Regions from separate parts of the Homo sapiens genome. Here region 2 is linked to region 1. The links are chromatin loops, found by intact Hi-C in ENCODE. Cell type or tissue: CD4-positive, alpha-beta T cell. All regions are shown on one strand. Each heading gives the region's core, and the rest is flanking DNA. Links, peaks and the distances in the headings are about the cores only. Region 1 overlaps LOC105378841 (a long non-coding RNA gene). Region 2 overlaps GBP2 (guanylate binding protein 2).

The links. Peaks named below come from ENCODE experiments on the same cell type or tissue, not always from the same donor. Only the 100,000 strongest peaks of a DNase experiment are listed, where the experiment ranks them.
Region 2: it touches region 1 in a loop (2.1-fold over the local background); 29 of 110 quality-filtered maps call a loop at or near these places.

Annotation. Positions count from the first base shown.
Region 1 is chr1:89,068,168-89,072,572 of GRCh38, forward strand. It overlaps LOC105378841 (a long non-coding RNA gene), which reads left to right. Exons shown (of 5, transcript XR_947575.3): 4 at 1,112-1,248. Among named protein-coding and RNA genes, the nearest start is that of GBP1, 5.2 kb to the left of the region's middle. In CD4-positive, alpha-beta T cell, for the core only: no CTCF peak of the experiment used is centred there; a DNase peak (open chromatin) is centred at 1,944; H3K4me3 peaks cover 1,091 bases; H3K27ac peaks cover 770 bases.
Region 2 is chr1:89,120,305-89,124,709 of GRCh38, forward strand. GBP2 (guanylate binding protein 2) reads right to left here. Exons shown (of 11, transcript NM_004120.5): 2 at 1,473-1,679; 3 at 839-966. The coding sequence starts at 1,662. LOC112268267 (a long non-coding RNA gene) reads left to right here. Exons shown (of 2, transcript XR_007066213.1): 2 at 1-4,405. Among named protein-coding and RNA genes, the nearest start is that of GBP2, 3.6 kb to the right of the region's middle. RefSeq lists a silencer at 1,362-1,656. In CD4-positive, alpha-beta T cell, for the core only: no CTCF peak of the experiment used is centred there; no DNase peak of the experiment used is centred there; H3K4me3 peaks cover 1,464 bases; H3K27ac peaks cover 141 bases.

The sequences.
Region 1 (4,405 bases), core at 177-4,176:
CCAACAGGTTCTCCTTGCCTGTTGCCTAGGTAGAGCTGATTTATCAAGACAGGGGAATTGCAGTAGAGAAAGCGTTTAATTCACGCAGAGCTGGCTGTATGGGATTCTCAAGTTTTATTATTACTCAAAAGATTCTCCCTGATAATGTGGGTATGGGGGTTTCTGAGGATAATTTGGTGGGTAGGAGGTTGGGGAGTGGGGAGTGCTGATTGGCTGGGTTAGGGATGAAATCACAGGGCATCAAAGTTGTCCTCTTGCATGAGTTGGTTCCTGGCTGGGGGCCACAAGACCAGATGAGCCAGTTTATTGACCTGGATGGCAATTGGAGAGGTCTGGAATCTTGTGGCCTCTAGCTGCATGACTCTCAGACCACAGTTTCTAATCTCATGGCTGATTTGTTAGTCTTGCAAAGTTAGTCTAGTTCTCAGGGAAGAAGGGGTTTTATTTTGGGAAAAGGCTGACTAAATTCCTTCCAATGTCAGTTTGGCCTATGCTCAGGGATGAACAAGGACAGCTTGGAGGTTAGAAGTAAGATAGAGTCAGGTCAGATCTCTTTCACATAATAATATTCTCAGTTATAATTTTTGCAAGAAGATTTCAGCTTTAGCTCAGGAATGGCAGAATGAGAAACCCTGGCCTGTCACCCTCACTCTGGTTCACTTGTAGGGTGGTTTTTCCGTGTTGGGAGGGGCAACTGGCAAAGAGCAGAAGCTACCACCTCTGCCCATTCGAAGGGGTCATGGCTCAGAGATATTTTCCAGAGAGAGAGAGGCAGTCCATAAAATCAGAGCTCCAAAGCTTTTCCCACAGAAACTGACTTTATTTGAAAAAGAGTGTGGGCCGGGGGGAGATTCAAGCCTGGAAACATAAATAAAATTTACTACTAGATGACTGACTTTACAAGAAATACTATTAATAAAAGAAGGTTTTCAGGCAGAAAGCAGATGACTCCAGATGGCAATACACATCCACATGGACAAACAAAGAGCACCAGTAAGATAATTATATAGTTATAAAAGACTGTATAAATGCATATTTCTTCTTATTTCTCTTTTTAACTAATTTTTAAAAGACAGTTGTATAAAGCAATATGTATATAATTGTGTTTCAGGCTCATAACATATAGAAACGTGATATACTTAAGAACAGGACAAGAGAGGACAGTAGGAGCGAAGCTGCATTGGAATAAAGAAATGACAGCAGATGTTAACTTGAACCCCCAGGAATACATTAAGAGAACCTGAAACTGTAAGTTAACATAACAAGCTCTATACATTTATACCTTCCCCTTCAGCTTCTTTAAAAGACATAAAATTATGTGAATTAATTATAACAATGTATTATATTGTTTGAACATATATTTAACGTATTTAATAGTATCAAAAAAGTGAGAAAACTAGTATTTTTAGATTTATAAGAGTAAAAATTTTCTCATTGGAATTGATTTAGCATAAATGTGATATACATTCTCATAAATTACATATATGATACACTCTAGAGAAATTAGTAAGAAAATATTAGAACTCAAATCAATAACCTAATCTTTTACCTTAAGACGCTGGTGAATGAAGAGCAAACTAAACCCAAAGCTAGCAGAAAGAAGAAAATAATAAAGAATTTTGGAAATAAAGAGTAGAAATTAATGAGATAGAGAATATAAGACAAAAGTAGAGAAAATCAATAAAATCAAAAGCTGTTCTTAGAAGAGATCAACAAAATTGGCAAAAAAAACCTGTTTTGTTAGACTGGCCAAAACAAAACAAAAAACCCAGCAGAAGAACAGGAGACTCAAATTACCAAAATCAAGAATGAAAAAGGGGACATTACTTCTGACCTTACAAAAATAAAAAAGATTTTAAGGTAATGCTATCAACAACTGTATGCCAACAAATTAAATTAGACATAATGGACAAATTCGTAGAAAGACTCAAACTACCAAAACTGCCCCAAATTGAAAGTGAAAGCAGGGACAAGCTCTTCATTTCTGGGAAATAGACTAGATATTAAGAAAACCACTCTTTTCTGTTTAGTGCAATGTGTTGGGGACAGTTTTTGTGCTTTTTGTTTTTATGTCAGACAGCTGGGAAAAAATATTTAGGGAATTTTTCATTTAGATGGTGGGGATGAGGAAGCATCATTTCCTCACTTTCGGTTCATTTGGTTTGCAGGCTATGGAATTCTTCTAGTAGATGGTCACAGATCAAATTAATTCACAGTTTAGTATTATTACATGATGCAATAATTATTGTATATATGCCTAGCAGTCTCAATATCAGCATCCAATGAACAGACTGAATTTCAGGTGTGGAATGTTTTGATAGTAAGCTTATTTTCACACAAAGAGCTCTATGCAGCTGCCCGTAGAGTGCATAGCAAGAGGGATTCAGTGATTCAGCTGGGGTCACTGAGTCTCATATCAAATGGATGCAAGACCTGCAAGCTAGAAAAACAACCATATGCATGTGTGTGTATAGAGAGCAAATACACTGCATGCACAGCACTGTACTAGGTGCTGAGAAGTGTATGAAGATGAATTAGACACAGGCACTGCCCTAAACTGGACTTACTCTAGTGGGTAAGATTGACTTGCACTCAAAGCATAAAAGCAAAGGCCTGGAGAGGAGTGGAAGAATGGAGCACTGAACACTGAAATATGTAGCCCAAGATTGCACATTGGAAGATTTCAAACTTTTATCCATGAAGAATTTCCTTTCATGTCACCCAAGATTGCACATTTTATGTAGCCCAAGATTGCACATTGGAAGATTTCAAACTTTTATCCGTGAAGAATTTCCTTTCATGTCACTTATGTGAAATGAGTTGAGTTTTAATTTTATAAAAAATGACCTGTCAGTAAAAAACAGACACGTAGACCAATGGAACAGAATAGAGAATTCAGAAATAAATTTACATATTTAAAGTCACCTTATTTTTGACACAAAGGCCAGCAATATACATTGGGGAATGTATGTTCATAATTGATGCTGGGAAATGTGGATATTAATGTGCTGTATGAAAAATCAATTCAAAATGGATTAAATATTTAAATGTAAGACCCCCAGCTTTAAAACTATCACAGAAAAACATAGGGAAAACACTTGTGGACATCAGTCCAGGCAACAATTTGATGGGTAAAACTTCAATAGCACACTCAACAAAAGCAAAAATAGACAAATGAGACTGTTAAACTAAAAGGTTTTTGTGCAGCAAAGGAAAAAACCAACAGAATGGAGAGTCATCTTATGTAATGGGATAATGTATTTGCAAGCTATTCAACTGACAAAGGACTAATATTCAGAATATACAAGAGTCTCAACTCAAAAACAAACAAACAATCTTATTTAAAAAATGGGCAAAATATATGAATAGACGTTTCTCAAAAGAAGACATACAAATGGCTAACAAGTATATAAAAAATGCTCAACATGTCTTAGATCTGGCAGAATGACCGAATAGGAACAGCTCTGGTCTGTAGCTCCCAGTGAGACCAACACAGAAGATGATTTCTGCATTTCCAACTGAGGTACCCTGTTCATCTCATTGGGACTGATTAGGCAGTGGGTACAGCCCATGGAGAAGCAGGGTGGGGGCGTTGACTTACCTGGGAAGTGCAAGGAGCCAGGGTCCTCCCTCTCTCAGCCAAGGGGAGCCCTGAAGGACTGTGCTATTCAGCCCAGATACTATGCTTTTCCCACGGTTTTTGCAATCCACAGACCAGGATATTCCCTCCTGTGCCTACACCACCAGGACCCTGGGTTTCAAGCACAAAACTGGGCAGCTGTTTGGGGAGACACCGAGCTAGCTGTAGGATTTTTTTTTTTGTACCCTAGTGGCACCTGGAACCCCAGCGAGACAGAACTGTTCACTCCCCTGGAAAGGAGGCTGAAGCCAGGGAGCCAAGTGGTCTTGCTCAATGGGTCCCACTCCCACACAGCCCAGCAAGCTAAGAACCACTGGCTTGAAATTCTCACTGCCAGCACAGCAGTCTGAAGTTGACCTGGGACAATGGAGTCTAGTTGGGAGACGGGCGTCCACCATTAGTGAGGCTTTGAGTAGGCGATTTTTCTCCTGCTAAGGAGGCTGGGAAGTTTGGACTGGATGGAACTCAACACAGCACTGCAAAGCAGCTATGGCCAGACTGCCTCTCTAGATTCCTCCTCACTGGGCAGAGCATCTCTGAAAGAAAGGCAGTAGCCCCAGTCAGGGGCTTATAGATAAAAAAAACTCCCATCCCACTGGGACAGAGCACCTGGGGCAAGGGGCGGCTTTGGGCACAGCTTCAGCAGATTTAAACTTTCCTGCCCGCTGGCTCTGAAGAGAGCAGTGGATCCTGACAAGGAGGATTCTCCCAGCACAACGCTCGAGCTCTGCTAAGGAACAGACTGCCTTCTCAAGTGGGTCCCTG
Region 2 (4,405 bases), core at 106-4,105, 52 kb after region 1:
AAGCCACAAAGAAGAATGACTAGCAGAATGTACAATCAATTCAGATAGCTGAAGACTGACTGAACTCCAACTCTGTCTCTCATTAGTTCTGAAAACTTAGGTAACTCACTTCCTTATGCAGTATTTTTTTCTACCTGTAGAACAAATTTATAATATTTATGATGTATAATTTAAGGTGTTATATATAAATATATGTCAGCAGGAAACACATGAGCACTTGGTAGGAGAAGCTATTTTGATCAGCTACTAAAATTCAAACTGGTACCCTAAACTTAGTTTATGACCCTATTCCATTTCCATGGCACATCATAGTAAGATATTTTTTACACAGTAGTTAAAATAAGCTCCTTTAATAAAAGCTTTCTATGTCTAAGATTTATAACAGTAGTAATATATTATCCTTAATGAGCAAAGATGTTATCATTAGATTTTACACTTTGCTTCTCTTTCTACTGGTGCTGGTGTGGATGTGAACATTTTTACTACCTTTGTGGGATCCCACTGTAAAAAGTCAGACATGTTTGTAAAACGTCTACTGAAGTTTATAAGCACCTTCAGCAGCCTCACCAAAACATTTTACTATAATATGAAAGAGAAATAACTGAAAACATCATTAGCCATTATTTCATAGGTTTACCCATAATTAATCAATTGAACTTATTGTGTACTCTGAATGCTTATACCACACAAATTTTAAGAAATAATATATTAATATAATTAACTAGAGCCCTAAATCAAGGAGTAGGAGTGATTGTGCAAAGATGGTTATCGATCTGACCTGGTTTATGTAGATTTTAATCTACCTAAGTGAAATTTTTAAAATACTTATTTTTTTTACCTTCTCTATATCTCCCAGGCCCTCAGTGTCGAGCAGAACTAGGGTGTGTTCTGGCTTCTTGGGATGAGGCACACACCACATCCAGATTCCCTTGGTGTGAGACTTCACTGTGGAGCCTAGAGAGAAGCCTGTAGAAGGAGAGGATAAAAGGGAAAAGAAATTACTTAGTAGGTGTTTCTGGAAATTGAGATAAAAGTTAACATAATTGAAGTTAAAAGAGATAAAAGAAAATACAACTGGCATAAATCTTAATTACAATCCTGGAAACAGGAAAATTAGATATTTAATACACACTGAAACATTCATATTTTTCTTAAAGTTCATTGAAAGCTTGCTGTCACTACATGAACATTTTAATAAATGTTTTATAAGTCATTATTATAGAAGTTAATTTTCTTTATTAACATTGTGTTCCTTCCAGAAAGGCACATTTATACCCTTAGTATAAAATAAAAGTAAAGTGGGAAGAGTCAGTTGACTGTAATCCTCCAAAGTCAATGTAAAGAGCCCATTAATGGACTGAAAGTTAGCTTTCAACATTCATTCTCATCTCTTTCTATGCTCACATCCCTAAGCTGGATGTTCGCCGTGTGTACGGACAGAAGGGGCTTAGAGCTTTGCTGGTGTCACTCACCGTTTTTCTTCCCAGCCAGCTTGTTCATCAGGTAGGATTTGCCTGTGCGATAGAGGCCCACAATCGCCACCACCACCACAGGCTGCGTAATTGCAGATAGGATCTTCAGAGCTTCTGGATTCACCACCAGCTGCCCTTTAGTGTTATCAATGAGGCTCATTGGGCCCGGCAAGTTGATCTCTGGAGCCATGTCCAGGGTGTTGTTCCCTTGTGTGCAAGGAAAAAGATGAAATGGAAAGCAGTTTTTAGGTAGTTAGCTATGCTGAACTTTACAATATGGGTTAAATTTTTGTTTTCTATGCTTGAACATTTTTTCATATACGTTTTTTAAAGCCTGGTTTCTCTTTAAGGCTGTCTTACAAATTGGGTCACTGGCTTTCTTTAAAAATAACTTTATTTTGAAATACACTTACAGAAAAGATGTACAATGGGTATGGAAAGTTCCCATATATCATTTCCCCTAAAGTTAAAATTTTCCATAACCATAGAACAAGGATTTTAACATTGGTAGAGTGATAACTAATTTACACTCCTTATTCACATTTCACCAGTTTCCCACTAATGTCCTTCTGCTCCATGACCCAATCCAGGATTCCTCATTGCATTTAGTCATTATGTTTCTGTATTTTCCTTGCATCTTTGATAGTTCCTTATTCTTTCCTTGTCTTTCATGTCTTTGACATTTTAGAAGTTGACTGGCTATGATTTTGTAGAATATCCCTCAATTTGGGTTTTTTGATGTTTCCTTATTATTAGATTGAAGTTATACATTTTTTTTTGCAAATGTCACCAAAGTGATGTTCTGCCATTTTCAGTGTCTTGTATTAAGGGATTCATGATGTTGACATGACTTTTTCTGGTGCTGTGACCTTAACTTTGATCACTTGGTTAAGGTGTTCTCTGCCAGGTTTCTCTACCACAAAGTGTTATGTACCATTTTGTCACTAAAAAGTACCATTTGAAGAGACAGTTTGAAGACTATGCAAATAAAGATTCATCATACTTCCATAATTTTTTCAGTCACTATTTTTAGCATCTGTTGATAATTCTTGCTTATAACTTACTGTGATGTTTGACTAAAAGTAATTTTCTATTTTCATTCCTTCTACATTTATTAGAGTTCTAATGTGAGCAAGAACTGCCCTTTCTCCTCTATTTATTTTATTTACTTATTTAATCATTTAGTTGTATCAGTGTAGATCTATAGTAGATCAGTGTAGATTTATCATATGGGTAACACTTTACTATCACTATTTATCTCATTGCTCAACTCGTCCCAGATTAGTTCACTGAGAGCTCCTTCAAGCTGTAGCCCAGGTACTATGGACGTGCTTCCATCATATTTTCAGTGCGTCTTTCCTTCTGACATTACAATATATGCCAGGCTTATCTAATATTTTTTCTGCTTCAGCCTTAGAATCGACCATTTCTCCCAAGGGCTCTGGTTGCTTTCATTGGATAATGGTAGATAGACAACAAGATTATCACACTAGGTGTAGTCATTACTTCTAGGCCCTCTCAGGTGGAAAGTTAAGAAATCTATGTTTATATACCAGCACATGAATACACACATCTACATTTATTTCTCGTCTATCTGTTTCTATATATAAGCTTAAGTTTCTTCTGATATTTCTAATTCCAATTCAACAAAACAAAACTTATTCATGTTTTCCCCTTGTTTTTAAAATCTTTTCTCTGAGTGTGTCATTATACATAATAAATTTAGTTATTTGCTCAATTCTAGTACATATAATTTGTTTTAAAGTTACTAACTCATAAGTGTTTGAAAGATAAATTTGCTAACTAGAGTGCACTATTAGTTAAAAGTTCTTGTCTTTGGTCTTACACATACAGTCAAAACACTGTATTCCAAAGTTGCTTAGACTACTATTTCCTTCTCCATTCTCTTTGGTGTAGTTAAATTATTTATTTGTAATATAGTTAGGTTCATTTGTTGGTTGATTTTAAGTATGCATTTATTTTTGAGTATGCGAAATATCAGAGTTCTGAAAGTCAGAGCTTTACAACAAGCTGTAGTCAGAGAAGTGTCACTTTCCCTTCATCTTGGCACTGCATTCCCATTCCATCTGTCTTTCTATTCTTTCCACTTCATGCCCACTTATCCTCCATAGATATCCAATCTTGTTAGTTTCTAGTTTACCTTTCTTGGACTTTTTTTCATTAATGAGCATATACATGTATATTTTCTTATTCACATTTTCCAACAAAAAGATCACATCACTTAGAAATATGGGAGTCTTTCCCTATCAGTTCGTAGGAAGATTTCTCAATTCTTTTGACAGGCATCTACTCCATTTATGTGGACATAGCACAGTTTATTCAACCGTTCTTTTATGTATAGACTTTTAGATTGTTTCTAATATTTAGCAATTACAAACAATGCTGCAATGAAAACCTCTGCTAACCTTGTGAGTGTTTATTTTTATATTGCTATAGGAGTAACTTTAGGATAGCATCCTATAAGTGAGATTGCCAGGTCAAAAGGTAAGAGCATTTTATTTTGTTGGATATTGCCAAGTTCCTCTCCAGAAGGATGTATCAGGTTGAATTCCCACCAGATCATCTTGTATCTCACTGTTCAGAAAATGGATTTTTTTTCTAGATATGTCACATTTTCTGACTTAATTACAAAATTTTCTTTGGAAACTTTTCACATTCACGTTTAGATATTTGGACTGAGCAAAGCTGAGCTCACTAAGCTCATGTACACAGTAATAGGAACTTTTACCTGGGGAATCTTGTGTCATACATATCTCCATACTTTGAAACATAGATACCATTCTAACCCAGCCTTGGTCCTGATTTCTTCCAAGCCCCTCTACGGACAGGGTCTGGTCAGACTGTGGGACTCAGGTTACCCAGTGGCTTCTTCCTATCACTATGCAGGAAGCCCTTTGAGCTACCACAGGACA